2 separate regions of the Homo sapiens genome follow, and region 2 is linked to region 1. A link is a contact called in ENCODE Hi-C or POLR2A ChIA-PET data. All regions are on one chromosome and are shown on one strand. Each heading gives the region's core, a stretch centred on a gene start or an enhancer-like site at or near the end of the contact. The rest is flanking DNA. Distances are from core to core; before and after follow the strand shown. Region 1 holds the start of LOC105372738 (a long non-coding RNA gene). Region 2 overlaps LOC124905053 (a long non-coding RNA gene).

Region 1 (7,501 bases), core at 2,889-5,388:
TTCATATCACCATCAAATCTTGGTATTGTTCATCTTTAATGTTTTGTTCTGATGTGTGTCTTAACTGGGGCTTTACCAATATTGAGGCCCTTTTCATATGATTCTTAGCCATTTTGACACTATGAAATGTGTGTTAAAATTGATCACACATCTCTAATTAAGTTATCTGCTTTTTTTTTTTGTATGAGTTCCTTATTCTGTTGATAAGTAATTTGACAAATAAATACATGTTACAAAAATCTTTTCCCAGCCTGTGGCTAACTTCTCATCCTCTTAATTTTATCACTTTATAAACAGAAGTTCTCAACTTCAATGTAATCCAATTTGTTAATCTTTTTTTTTTTTTTTTGCATTTTTTGTGTCTTATTAAGAAATCTTTACTCATTTCGAAGTCGTGAAGATATTCTCCATGCTTTATTCTAGAAGTTTTATTGATTTAGCTTTTACACTTTAGGTCTGTGATCCATCTCAAATTCAGTTCTGTGTTTGATGTGAGGTAGGAGTTGAGGTTCTTTTTTGTTTTTCATTGATATATCCAATTAACCCAGCACAATTTTTTAAGAAGACCACTGATTCCTATAGAAATTCATGACACACTTATCATATCAAGGCACTATTTTAGCGTGGATATATTTTTGGAATAGCCATAATTCCACTTGTCTTTGTGCAAATATTATACTTTCTTAATTACTACAGCTTTAGAGTAAGTCCTCCTATCTGGTACAGCTCTGCTGTTTTTCCTTAATAATATCTTGGCTATCTTAGGTTCTTAAGTATATATTTTTAAAGCATTAGATTAAAAATCTAAAGAAAAGTTTGAGTTTCATTTAGCCACTGACTACACATTACCTCATGAAAGAATTTAACTTCCCTTTCTGTTTCCTCACTTGTAAAATGTGCAGTGCTTGAATTAGACAATCCCAAAGACTTTTGCATTTGTGATTTTCTGGCCCAATTCACACAGAAAGGGACAGCAACTAATATTCATAAATAAACCACAGGAAACCTCCATTGAACGGATGATGGCCTAAATGCAGTCAATTTTTTTCTTCACAAATGTTATTTCACATTTAAAATAATGCATTTTGAAACTGGGGTTAGAGACTACTTGTTTAATATAATATCAACAGATTTACAAATTCATTGTATTTCTAATTGCCTCTTTAAAATGTGACAAAACACATTGCTTTTATTGTAAAATTTTGATAATATTCAAAACATTGGCTCACATATATTTCTCTATTCCTAGGACAAAAATGAAAGTCTGCAATAATCAGCACCACTCTACCTCTCCAAATAGGATCTTTAACCCAAACCCATCCTCTTCATTTTACCAGACTTATACCACAATGCCATAATTTGTTTTGCTCTCAAAATTTTCCTAATTCCTCATGCCTAAAATATTCTCCTGCTTTATTTTCACCAATTCACACCTAATAGTTTCTTTACAAATCATATCTGCCTGTCTTTCTTGAGTCACTTTTTTCTACTCACTTTTGTACTTTGTACTCATCCACCTGCACTGCATTACATAGTCTATCTCTATACACAAATTTATTAAACATTTTATTCTCATCTCCCTACTTAGATTCTAAGCTTCTATTTTGAATGGTCAGATGTGGAGTACTGAGTTTAGTATTATGCAACTATAGCTAGATCTTTGGGAAGAACACTTAGGTTGTGAGTACCTCCTCTGTGCCAGTCATGTGTTCTCTCATTTCACGATAGCCCTGTGAGGTATATCCGTCTCATTTTTAAAATGAGAAAATGATATTTATTAAAATTAGGTAACATCCTCAGTGTCACTTGTAGCATCTGAGCCTTTCCTGCCATCATGGAAATGGGGATGCTAACAAATTGGCTCAGAAGGCCCAGCTGACCATTGGGATGGGGAGGAGGGGGTCCTACAGGGCACAGACTAGGAACAAAGGAGCGCTTCTTATCAGAGACAAGAGGCACTGGGGCCAGAAAAGCAGACTAAGCAAGAAGTGATACAATCAGGTCAACGTCTGGGCTGAGAGATATAAGATAGATGCCAAAGCCAGAGGAGCAGAGTGTGAAACAGGGAGATAAAATGGAGCAGAGCCTGCTTTGAAATGCAGAGATGCGATTGAAAGAGGGAGGATGTACAGCAACAGAAAAGGCAGCAGGTGATTAATAGGCATTTTCTGGATGCAAAAATTAATAAATAAAAGAATAACTTATAAGGGATAAATGAGAGAGTGGCAACAAAACCATATTTAAACATTTGCAACCTGGGTAACTGGCAAATTATTAGTATGATTTAATAGAATTAGAGAATTCGGAAGAAAATGAAAGCTTGAGTAGTGCACATCGAAATGCATTTTGGATGGGACATTTAGCCATCAATGTTTAACAGGCAATTGAAAATGTATGGAGCTCAGAAGAAAAGTAGATACTGGAGTCTGCAGCTTACAAAATGCTTTACAATATTTTACCTTATTCTCTAAAATAACTAATAAAAAAACTGGGGTTGAGAAAAGTTGAGTAACCCCCACAAAGTGGCACAGTTAATGGGTGGATAACCTAGAATTTGAATTCAGGCTTCTTACCATAAAGTTGAGTGACTTCCCCAAAGTGGCACAGTTAATGGGTGGATAATCTGGAATTTGAATTCAGGCTTCTTATCATAAAGTTCAGTGGTGGATAATCTAGAATTCGAATTCAGGCTCTTACCATAAAGTTCAGTGCTCATTTTATTACATTTTACTGCCTTTCATATAAGAACGAGCAAATCATCTAAAGAAAAAGAGGGTGTCAGATACAGGATTCTATTTGGGCTGCAAATATGATAATGCCTTATGCTAACGTGCATAGCTTCGGGTGACAACAAACTGAAATTTATCAAAAACAGGTTGACCTCCCCCTTGTGAAGGATTTTTTTTATTCATTCCAAGAGTTGCTTGCTTATTGCAATTTTGCCTGCTGGTGTGGACATAGCTGAGAGCATCACCTGCCTGCCAAAAAAAGTAAATATGCTGGAAGCTGTTAAGTGGATTAAAACTTGGTACCACAAAGTAGTGCCCAATAACATAGTCAGAAATTCCACCTCAGCCAAAGATGTTCCTAAAAACTCAAAAACAAAAAGGAGAGGAAAGAACATTTTAGGAGGATTTATGAGGTAGAAGATACGAAGAAATTATACAATATACAAGCAAAGAAAACAAATTTTTGAAAATTTGCCAGATAGCTGGAAGCCAAAATTGTGAAAAGAAAAATCCCTATGAGAACTGCTAGTTTTATAAAATATTCTGGGAATTTAAGAAAAGGTAAATTAAATAAATTATGCATTAGTTATATTATAATTATGCTGCTGAGCTGGCATCCTTATTTTCTCCAAATTCTATCAATCAGTCAAAGAAAGTCACAGTGCATGGTCAGATTCAAAGTCACATTGCAATGGATGTAAACACAGACACCAAGAACAATTGCAGTCATTTTGTTGTCAGCCTGCAACTACCAGTAACCAGTGGTTTGATTTCAGGCAGTTCATTTCTCTTGGCCTCAGTTTCTTTATCTCCAAGATATGACTTAGGACTTTCTCTGTAGGATTCCTTACACTCCTCTGTTCCTAAAGCAACAACTTTCAAAACTGCCTTACAGGCAAATTAGAGGACTTTTCTGTATCTCAAAAAATACATATATATATAAACAAAGTGACATGTAGTTGCTTCAGTACGTGTAAAGTTACTTATTAAAAAGCAAAAATGCCATATAGAACATAAAAAGTGAAATAGGAAGATGAAATAAAATCAAACAACATTAAGTTACTATTGCAAGTCGCAAATGATTGAAGATGGCTTGTTTAGCTGTTTGCCAACACTAAACCAAATTGTCCACTTCATGTCCTAAATGGCCCAGCTTGGCACTGGATCATAACCCATATTCCACTTTATAGATTTTTCTTCATCAGTAATTCAGGGTGTGAAAGTGATCGATATTAGAATTACTCAGACTGTTAATATCGTTTAAATTAAATGGTTAATTGCTTCATTTTCTATTTTACTTGGACCATGAAGATTGAACCAATTTTATGAAGCCCAAACTTTAGACAAGCAGGTAGTAAGTGAAGGAAGTCAGTCACCAGCCAACAGCACTTCCTGTTTTCATATGCGGATAAGCAGACTCTCGTTAGAAACCCCAACTGCCAGAGAAGACAAAATGCTTTACTTCTCTCAGACTGACGAGGAAACAGTGGCTAACATAGAAATTGTTATTGTCCAGAAATAAAAACAAGCTTTCTTTAAATGCTAAGGAAAAAAATAAAGATTTAGTATTTTCCTCTGGTTTCATTTGCAAACATCTGTATGCACTGTTTTTCTTCAGGATACACAGTTGAAATGTCATATTACTGGAATCTGGAGATCACTTTGATTAAATTTTGCCTTGCATAAAGCAGGCTAAAAGAAGTTAACCCTAACTGCCTCCACCAATAAGAAAGAATGTATCTGAATTCAGCACAAATGGAAACTTGTAATGTTCTACAGTCAGGTGAGAATGAGGAAATGCTCAGATCTAAAAGGAGCTGTTGCTGTAAGGAAACCATTTCCTTGATATCTGCATGTTCATCATCTTAAGTCTCAGGCCCCCAGACAGCTGTCTCTTCAACTTCAGGAAATTAGACGCCAAAAAGAAGACCTGAAAAACTGAAACATGCTAAGCCTGTACGTTGCACAGGGGCCAGGCAAAACTATATTTAGGATTAATTTTGAGAGCTCTGGGTGGTTTTTGTTTTCTGTGTTGTGTTGTTGTTTTTAATTTGCAGGGAAGCCTGGATGTTAGAGTGATTCGTGTACACATCTTAGGTAGAGAAGCTAATAAGTAGATGTAAAGAAGTAAAACCGAATTCATTAAAACCTAGAGCATTCATTGACTTGTTTATTGCTGAGTGCTGAGTAGCAATCCACACACGGTGCAGTATTTATTTTTTTCAAAACAGAAACCCCCATAACCTATATGATGTTAACAAAGGGAAATTGCAAAACAATAACAAAAAAAGCATTTTGGAAAATAAACTCATTTTCTTCGCATTCTTCTTTCCATTGCTTCTGAAAATGTTTGAAAATCAGTAGCATTATAAACTTTACAGTCTCATTTCCCAAATTGGCTTTCTTCTTTTTCTCCTCCCAATCCTTGGTTATATTTGTCACCTTCTGTTTCTATAGCACATGGCTGAAGACCTAGCATTGCATCTGCAACAAGTACTCTGACTTTCTTCATGAATATAAGTTTACAGGAATGCCTGTATAAAAAAAAAAACCCATAGTAAGAGATTACAAATATCACATCCCTCTTAAATCAGCTTCCTGACTTCCTTTATCCCTTCATGGGTCTGGTATGTCAGCAACACTTGACAATGTGAGGTTAAACTACTTGCTCTGCTTATGATCTCATTCCCTCCTGCTATCTCTTTCAGAACAAAGACCTTATACTATCAGTTGATGAATTTTCAGCCTCTTTGCCTCTACCTGTTATATCACTGCCATCTACACATCAGCTCAAGCCATTCCTGTCTTTAAAAAACACCATCTCTGACCTTAAACCTTCCTCCATTAACCATCATTCTCTTTTTCCTTCCCCTGAAAGCCATGTTCTTGCAAAGACTAATTTATAATCACTTGGTCACTGCATTTATTGTTCAGTCTACCATAATTAGAATTATGTCCCATCATTCTATGGAACGTGATTTGCTGAAGGTTATTAATGATTCAAATTTTTCCAATCTAATACACTCATTGCGGACATCATCTATCTGGAGCTGGTAGCACAGTTGAGAGAGAGCTTCTTTACTCCTAGAGCTGGCTCCTCCCTTGAATGGATAAACCATTCTCCTGGTCTTGTGCTATCTCTTGGACCGTTCGCTCTCAGTCTTCCCTACGGCCTCAATTCAGCTGACTCTGTCTACTGCTTAACATCCCACAGCCACCACTGCTGTCTAGCTCCACTCCTCGATCCCCAGTCCTGGAAACCAGTCTTTGAAATCTTCCCTTTACTCTGGCAATTTTCTCTTCACTCGTCTTGCTGCCTCTATTCTCTTTCACATCCACTTTATCTATCCCCTCACTGTCAGCGTGATCTCTCAAAATATGATGAAACTACTTTTATCTAAAACCTTTAAACTCCTTCCTGGAACTCCTTATCATGTTCCCTTAGCACAAATTTCCCCAGTAGCAACCCTGAATAAGGGTTTACACGCTGATAGTTTATTTGGGAGCACAACGAACACCAACAAGGGAATGGGGAACTGATACACAGACAGGAAGGCAGGGAAGACTAGAGCTTAATCCTGCTACAATATCCTGGGGAATTGCTACAAAACTCATGTCTCCGAGTTATCCTAATGAAGGGAGAAGGTTGTGGGATACATATACAACAAATCTAGTCAGTCTGCTTCTGGGTATGGGGGGACTCACTTCCGCAGCACTTTTGGGAATGGGACGGGGGGACTCACTTCCTTCAGCACTTCTGGCCTACCAAGAATGGCCAGAGAACCTTCTAGAGATCCAACAAAGCCCCAAGGCACAGCTTGAAGTTGGCCCTGGAGCACAGTGAACTGGGCAAGGTACAAAGATATGGTGAGACTCTGACAGAATCTCCAACACGTGGCTTACAAATTTTATTTATGTCACATTATCTTACCCTATCTCTTGTGGCACCCTGACTCGCCTTCTTGCACACACCGTAGGGAAAACCTTGGATCTTGCATGATGTATTGCTCTGCTCTAGTCTGTGCATCTCTAGAATGCCCTTCTCCTCCTTGCTCACTGGTCAACACCTGATAATTCAACAGCCATCTCAATTGTTACCTCTGTCACAATCCCTGTCCTGAAATTCCGGTGGGTACTAACCAATGCTTCCCTTGAATTCCCACGTGCTATGCTCATGATTTGATTCCCTCCTGCTGTATAAATATCGATACTACAGCCTTGAACACTTCCCTGCAAGTTATGTTGCTGTATGCTGCTAAATAAGCCTTTGGTGCTAAAGCAGTGAATTTAGGTCACAGAAGCTCCAAATATAAAAATAAGATGCTGTATTTCAGGTGAGCAATTACTCCCATAACTATTTGTAGTGAAGTTGCCTACTATACTGATTTACCTTGTTGAGCAAAGTAAACCCCTGAACATATGACTAAAATTCAAAGGTATAAAAGTCAAACAATAGAGTTGGACCTTATAAGAAGAGTTTCATCCCAAGAGTTAAAACATTTTATAGAATTTTCAATTATACTTTGCCCTTTGGAAACACCCACTTTTATGACATAATAAAAAAATGCAACAATAAAAAATGTTGACATAATTGGCCAATCCCCACCCCTACCCACACACCCACACTACATACAAGACAATGATGGTGTAGCCCGAAAGAATCTCATGACTGTGGGACAGCCCTACTTCACAAGGGCTGGTGATATTCCTTAGTTAGAGGATGACATGCATTCTGCATTTGACATATGCAAGATGGATCAGGGATATTTCAG
Region 2 (7,501 bases), core at 1,436-3,935, 190 kb before region 1:
AGGAACCTCAGGGCACAGAACTGGAATGTAGTAGCTTATACAGGTGAATATATCTGAGTGAATATCCAGGCTTCACAAGTGGAGAGTAGATTGGAGAGGAGAGTCAGAAACATCTCATTTTGGTATGAATGCTACTTCTTTCATTGTACGCTACCAAAACTCACAGCCACCCTTCCAGTGATTTTATACAGTTTCACCATGTTGGCCAGGCTGGTCTCGAACTCCTGAGCTCAGGTGATCTGCCGGCCTTGGCCTCCCAAAGTGCTGGGATTACAGGAATGAGCCACCATGCCCGGCTGTATATATATATATTTACCATTTCCTATCTTTTCTTTTCTTTGTCTAAACTAAATTTCTAGCAGCATTGCTGTATCTTCAGTACACCAGCATGAACCACCTTAGCCCCTGAGTAATCAGATATTTTTTTAAAACATACAAATGTGATCCAGACAGTTCATTATTCTCCCTATATCACTATTTCAGTGTAACAGTGTGCTTTTAAACGTCTGTAGTTTGTATTGCTAAAGGAACACTTAAGACCTCACTTTTTTACATTGTTTGCCTTCTAATTATATTTTTCTAGTAAAATATTTAACCATTACTTCCTGAATCACGGATTCTAAGGTGCAATAAAAATCCAAAGGGAAATATATTTGTTTCCTACAGAGACAGTTTTTTTTTTTTCCCAGAGCATTTTCAATGACTGCTGCAGAAACGAATGAGTAAAGGTTTCCGAAATGAATAGTTGCAGAAAACCAACTTACTGTCATACAGAAGTCCATGCAGCCCCCGGGTAAAAGTACTTATGTATCTCCTTTTGTTGAGTTCTCTATTTTTTTTTATGAATATGCATATTGGGGGATAAACTTCCATCTGCTCTCTTTTAGCTGATTCTATCACATTTTTGAGCTTTGCATCATTATGGAGCTTCAGAGAAAGATGATCATTTACATTACATATGGATATAAAGGAGAGAAGGAGTTGATGAATTGCAAACAAGTATAATTTATATGGACAAAGTGTGCCAGAAGTGCTTTTCACCCCATTTTACTCGGCAACTGGAATGATTCCTGCCCATTCACTTGGCCTAGTGCCCAAGAACTCAGAAAGGAAATGATCCTGTTAGCCTTACACATCAGGATTCTACTCCTGCCCTATGAGGAAATGCTGCTTTGCACTCAGGCCCATCAGGGACCCCAGAAGGTCAAAAGAAACCACTGAATATACTAATGTCATTTTTTTACTTTCTTCCCTCATGGTTTCTTAACTTATAATTTATGTCACACAGACCTTCTGATACTCTAACTGTTGGTAATTCAAATGTGAGAAGTTTGCATGACGAAGATAGGGAAGGAAGAGTTATGAAAAGGTCATATATGTTCCTGGTAGCTTCTCAGCCTCTTTCTGCACTTCGATTTCCCATGGCAGATTATTTGCCTAAATGCTCTTAAGCTTTATAAATAGGTAAATATCTACATTTAGGCGGCCTTCCTGAGGGCTTCTCTGTTGCCTATAGCACAATGAGTTGTGACTCCATAATTTATCAGAGACCAGGGTCCAAGGTGCACTAATAGCAGTAATAACCCCAAAACTTTTATTTTTTCACTTATTCATTAGGCATTTATTTATAAATCCTTCATTCTTCAAAAATGAGTACTCCGGCTGGGCACAGTGGCTCATGCCTGTAATCCCAGCACTTTGGGAGGCCAAGGCGGGCAGATTCCCTGAGCTCAGGAGTTCAAAACCACCCTGGGCAACATGGTGAAACCCAGTCTCTACTAAAATACAAAAAGTTAGCCAAGCATGGTGCTGCCCACCTGTAATCCCAGCTACTTGGGAGCCTGAGGTGGGAGAATCACTTGAGCCCAGGAGGCAGAGGTTGCAGTGAGCCAAGATCCTGCCACTGCACTCCAGTTTGGGTGACAGAGTGAGACTCCATCTCAAAAAAAAAAAAAAAAAAAAAAAAAAAGAGTACTCCTATCATGAGCTAGGTGTGAGGAATGAAAGCTAAATATAGCACAGCCTCTCCGTAAGCTGGTTAGGAGTAAACAAAGATATTCTTTCATGAAGAAATGGTCATTCATCTGAGAAGTCCTCTTAAGCCAGCTGACTCTCTCTCATTGCTTCTGACAAACACAGTTGTCATAGCTCTGAGACAATTTGTGTCTTAAGAATTTCAAATGCCTGCAAGTCCATGCCTGCATTGTGGCAGCATGTGCACTGCTTCCACTGAATGTCCAGACATCAATGAATAAAAATGAAGTAGTGGATATAATAGCAGTAGTTGTTTTTATGCACATACTACATGCGTCGTGCTGTGTGCTTTACACACATTATCTCATTTAATTGACAACATTTTGTAGATTAAAAAAAAAAGACTAAGCTTAGAGGATAAATGACCTGCCCAGTCACACAATTCTCAAACCAGATGCTTCAACTCCATGATCTCCTCCAGTCTCTATGTTTAGGTGAACATTGGGTGTGATCAGAGAAATTCGGCAGTTAAATAGGAGGTAACATAAAAAGAGGGTTGCTTTTATCTCATTTCCATAGCCAAAAAACCTGGTCAAGTTTAGAAGCTGCTGTTCTTTTACCTACATTTAGTCCCTATTCGTTTTGCTCTCAACCTTTACGTGATTGTAGCGTGACTTCCCACTTTATGAAAGAGTACTTGAAGTCTGTATGCAAATTATTCAAGTTTTTTGATGGTTGTGGGGAGGATGGAAGTGCGTGCGTGTGTGAGGTGATGGAGTATCTAAAATTTCTTCCTATTATTTTTCTCAGAACTTCTGCTTGTAACGGAAGTTTCTCAACATGAAATGTCATCAATTTGGCCTCATTCAGGAAGTTGCAGGGCACTTGACTGTAACCTCAGTAAATTGTACGTTTTCTGAAATCCTGATAATCTTTAGCTGCCTATCATTTTGAAATTTTAAAAGTTATTTTATTTCTGAACTAACTCCCTTGGCAATTTAATTGATTAAAAGAGAAAAGATTATAATGAAATACTTCAGAATGTAGATATATTCATCTGTACATTACAAGGGGAACTCAGAATTTAAATGATCTGATTTTTGTATTCATCAAAAAATTACTATGAGGATTTTATTTATTTATCTGGAATAAAATTCCTCTAACCATGCATATTGTCACAACATACTTGAATTTACAAAGATACGGAATCTCTGGGATCAGAATAACGGTATATTCTGATCTGTGTATATATGAAAGACTCAGTGGGTTCCAATGAGAGAAGCTATGCTATGATTCTCATGCGGTTATATAGTTAAAAAGACCTTTGTTGGCATAGTCTTGGACAGCATACATGTTCCAACTTTAAATATTGCTGAGTGAATAAATAAACATATGAGACTGGGAAATGTCGTCAGGGTTCAACCTAGAAACACAAAGCCAGTATCATGATCTTGTAATTATTATAATGTTAATCCTTTAGCCATCTTAAAAGGCTTGGACTCATGTCTCTCACTCAGCCAAAAGCAGCAGAAGGTCCAAGTTCCTCAGCTACCTCCCAACCTTGGATGAGCCGTTTCTTATCTTTCCGCTGCTCTTTATTCAGCTTTCCATGGCCAAGAGAAAAACCTGTCTTCCTTCTGTTGATGTTCCCTGCCCCACGTTGAGGGAGCTGAGGCGAGAGCTGCAGAGGATCCGTAAGGAGCTGTGGGTAAGGTGAGGACAGCAGCCCTCCCTTAATGTGGAGTATACGTCCGCTATTCTTGTGTCCTTTTTAGTGCGGAACTCCGTGATGAGGCCTTCCTCCTGACCACTTGAGCCTCATGGTGTCTCCTCTTTTTAGGAATCCAATCTCTCTTCCTGTGCTTCAATCTCCTCAAGGGCTCTGCAGCACTTCCCCTCAAAAGCATTTCCCTAAATCCTTGACTGGGTACCAGACCTTCATTTTTAAGTGATTGAAGTTGTGGCTGAGTATGCGTCATGGGCGATTGCCACCGTTTTAAAGTCAAGTAGTTTGTTAGTTGCTCCCCAACTTACAATTTCCTGGCATCTCCATAAAGAAGCTATCCTGTCTTGATCTCCCTGAGGCAGCAGGTGATTAAAGTTTTAAAATCATGGTTAGTGACTGCTGTGTTTAAGGAGGCCCCAGAATAATCGATTTGGAGTGGTAGCTGTAGCAAGAGTGGGGTCATGATGGAGGCAGCACCTTGGAAAACTGAAATGAAACACCATTTCATGCTGTGAAGGGGGAAGAATAGAGGTAGACATGTGCTTTAGCCTCACCTGGGCACTGCATATGCGGTTAAATCTCAGGGGTCTGGAAAAATATGCCGGACGTTAGCAGTGTAATGTTGTCCTCCAGCATTTGAAATAACACTTTGTGTTTCCTGTTTTTTCCTAAGGTATTACGTTTTATTGGTTAAAAAAAAAATAGGTCACTTTGGAAGGTACTTACCTACAGTACCTATATAAATTGAATGGATCAATTTAAATAGGAAGATGGAATCTGTTATATAGGAATAATCATCATATTCAATGCCCTCTAGCAAATATTTCCTAAGTGCCCACTGTGTGCCAGGTATTATGTTAGGCACCAGAGATTAAAAAGGCTAAACAAAATAATCTCTGTCACAAGGAGGTCACAGTCTTACGGAAGGGCAATTGTCATACAAATATATAAAGCATAATATGACAAGTGCTATGAACCACAATTTACAAGTTGCTATGGAAACACAAAGAAGAGAGCACCAAAGGGAATCATGGAAGGCTTCACAGAGTAAGTGACCTTTAGGATGGAGGAAAGAGGGAGACTTCCTAATGTGGAAAATAGCAGGAGACACTCCAGGAAAATAAATAGCATATGGAAAGTCACAAAGGGAAGAAAATTGCAAGTATATTGTTATGGCTGGAGTGTAGATTGAGAGGTGTGTGTGTATGGTGGTGGTGGTGAGGGGGTAGTTACAATTCATAAGGTAGGTAAAAAGCAATTGGGGAAGACCTTATGCAGCCTGGAAGGAAGTTTGGATATTATACTAAAGACAATGAGAAGCCCTCCAAAACTTTCAAGCAGAAAAGTACCTGATTTGATTCATGGATTAGAAAGATTTATCTGGAGGCTGTGTGGAGGATGGATGAGAAGGTAGGGGGTCAGTTGGAAAGCTACTGCCATTTTCCGTGCATGAGATCATGAGGATCCAAAGCAAGACAACAACCATGGAAATGGATAGAAGGCCATGAATATGAAAGCATTTGTAGAGGTAGGATCCATAGGGCTTGATTACTTATTGAATTTGTATGAGGAGGATATATGTGAGATGAAGCAAGAAGTGATTTTCTGCTTTGATGACTGGCTGGGTGATAGTAGCAGTAAAGAGGAGTTGGCAATAAAAAAGCAGAAACAAATTTGTAGAGAAAATCGATGGTTTGGTTATGTTGAATTGAAGTTTCCTGAGGGTATCAAGTGAGTCAGATAAACATCACTGGGGTTCAGGGGACAGATGAGTTTGAGGAGGTTGAGATTATTGCTATGGGATGCACTTATATTACAAAAAGTGAGGGGTGTCTGGGAGGAGATATTTTCTCTAAAGTCCAATATTAAAACCCTTAAGTAACATTACTCTGGAAAATGCAATATGCAAATAGTTCTTTTTATTATTAACATTAGGGTATGTCAAATTTTAAAATATTTACACTTAAAGACAAAACATTTCCACAATTATTACAATTGGTTTCACTAAATCAGAAGTGACTACACATTATCTCTACTTTTATACCAGAAAACAAAATGAAGAAATCAACAAAATATAATTACTAAAACTCCACTGTGGATCAGGATAAAATGTGTCCAATATTAACTCACACTTTCCCAATAAGTATAAAAATGAATATAACATTGCTTGGACAACTTGTTTCAACAGCGAATCCTCTATTACTATTTGTTCAATAACATATATAAATTCAAAACTGGCAGGTATGAAAAAAGGTTACTTTGTTTTTTGCAGATACTGTACTTGTAAAATAAAGCCAAATAAAGCATATGTCACACATACCAAAGTCTTACATTTTGCCTTTCTAATACAAGCAAGTGAAATATTAACACATAGCATTTAAAATAATAAATATATATTTTATTGACAGTAATTTGGAATGTTAGAGATACAAAATTTTATGTACAATTATTCAGATTAAAACATTTAAACTTTAGGTTTTATTTACAAATATTTATCTTATCTTCCTCTCCTATTTGACGTTTTAGCTCAAGAAGAGTTAAAATGGAATGCATCTGTAGATATATAGTTGGGAATGCGTGTTCAGTCACTTGGCTCTGTGATAATAATCTTATGTACCATGTCAGACAGATTTTCAGACTCCAGATCCTCTTTGCCATTATCTGAATTTCCTGATGAGATATAGCAACCAGAGTCCCTTGGGCAGTCATCTAACTGTGACTTATTTAAGGAGATGTCTGAGCTCAAGGATAGGGGCTCAGGTTCATTTTCTTGCTCTTGAATAACTGTAAATGGAAAAAAAGGGCAGGAGTTAGGTAAAGCAACACAAAATCTTATTCATGTACTCATTCACTTTCAAGTATTATCCTATTTTAACTGTTCTAACCATGACTTCATTACAATGGAAAGTTCTGCAAGTAAAAGGTATCTTTGTTTATTACAAAAGAGATATTTGCACCCAAATATTCAAGCTACTGTTTTATTAGAAGCCAAAATTTGCCCTTCATTGTTCATTTGCAGTTTCATGGAATTCATGTGAACTTCCCGCATCAGCAAAGATCAATATGGACTCTCATTTTACATTAATAATAAGTTGCCAGAGAAAGCAGATTGTATCCACAGTGTGACTGATGCCTTGTCCAAATACTCCTTAAAGTATCATTAGAAAAAGGCATTTATAGTTTAAATGCACAATCCAAGTCAATAGTGATCTTTGTGAACAATTTTAGATTCATGATAATCTAGATTAATTAATAAATTATCACTATAAGTAAGAATGTACAGTAGGACTTCAATTATTTGGAAGTTAACTAATAAAACTTTAAATATCCAGAATTTTCCTATGTTTGCATGTATCACAAAATAGGCATAAGAAACCAGGTTGCTTTTAGAAAGTAAAACACCAAAATTTCCACTGAATCTACTTTATGAATATTTAGTCTTCCATATCTTTGTCTGTAGTCCTGAAGAATAATCATTTATTTTCAGATTGATAATTCTGCATTCTTAAAGCAGTGTTCTATATTCAACAGGCATTATCTTTTAGAAAAAGATTACTATTAGGGATATAACAAAATATATTTTGGAAGAACCCCTAAGCAGCCTGAAGTTCACATATTACTCTTCTCGATTCCTTTAGCGTCAACTTTCTCTCTGTCCATGTGGTTTCTTGATGGGTGTTTCTGCATCCTGAGCTGAGCTCCTCAGAGAAGAAATAGATCTCAGGTACTGCCTCTTAGCTGCAGTACCATATCTTCCTCTTTCCCCTTCTAACCTTGGGGCTTCACCACTGTAGGCATCTG

The links. Hi-C counts contacts between places; a loop is a spot of excess contacts on that map. ChIA-PET counts read pairs that join two places held with the same protein, here RNA polymerase II (POLR2A). Pooled maps may share reads with other maps.
Region 2: a loop to region 1 is called in a map of CD4-positive, alpha-beta memory T cell, with 2.3 times the contacts of the local background. The contact joins two enhancer-like sites. A Hi-C loop is called at or near these places in 1 of 168 maps with a recorded cell type or tissue (CD4-positive, alpha-beta memory T cell), 3 of 37 single-sample maps with no recorded cell type and 9 of 50 pooled maps. POLR2A ChIA-PET finds 5 or more read pairs at or near these places in 3 of 52 experiments (OCI-LY7, activated B cell and activated naive CD4-positive, alpha-beta T cell).

The regions. Positions count from the first base shown.
Region 1 is chr21:14,671,818-14,679,318 of GRCh38, forward strand. It overlaps LOC105372738 (a long non-coding RNA gene), which reads right to left and starts at 6,782. Exons shown (of 2, transcript XR_937589.2): 1 at 6,661-6,782; 2 at 4,868-5,263. RefSeq lists a cis regulatory region at 5,777-6,173. Within about 2 kb of position 4,139, at least 8 of the 41 ENCODE cell types and tissues checked have a DNase peak (open chromatin) inside an H3K27ac peak, as active enhancers do.
Region 2 is chr21:14,479,631-14,487,131 of GRCh38, forward strand. The region is part of intron 1 of LOC124905053 (a long non-coding RNA gene); the gene reads left to right. It overlaps SAMSN1 (SAM domain, SH3 domain and nuclear localization signals 1), which reads right to left. Exons shown (of 8, transcript NM_022136.5): 8 at 5,598-6,484. The coding sequence ends at 6,282. Among named protein-coding and RNA genes, the nearest start is that of SAMSN1, 63 kb to the right of the region's middle. Within about 2 kb of position 2,686, at least 4 of the 41 ENCODE cell types and tissues checked have a DNase peak (open chromatin) inside an H3K27ac peak, as active enhancers do.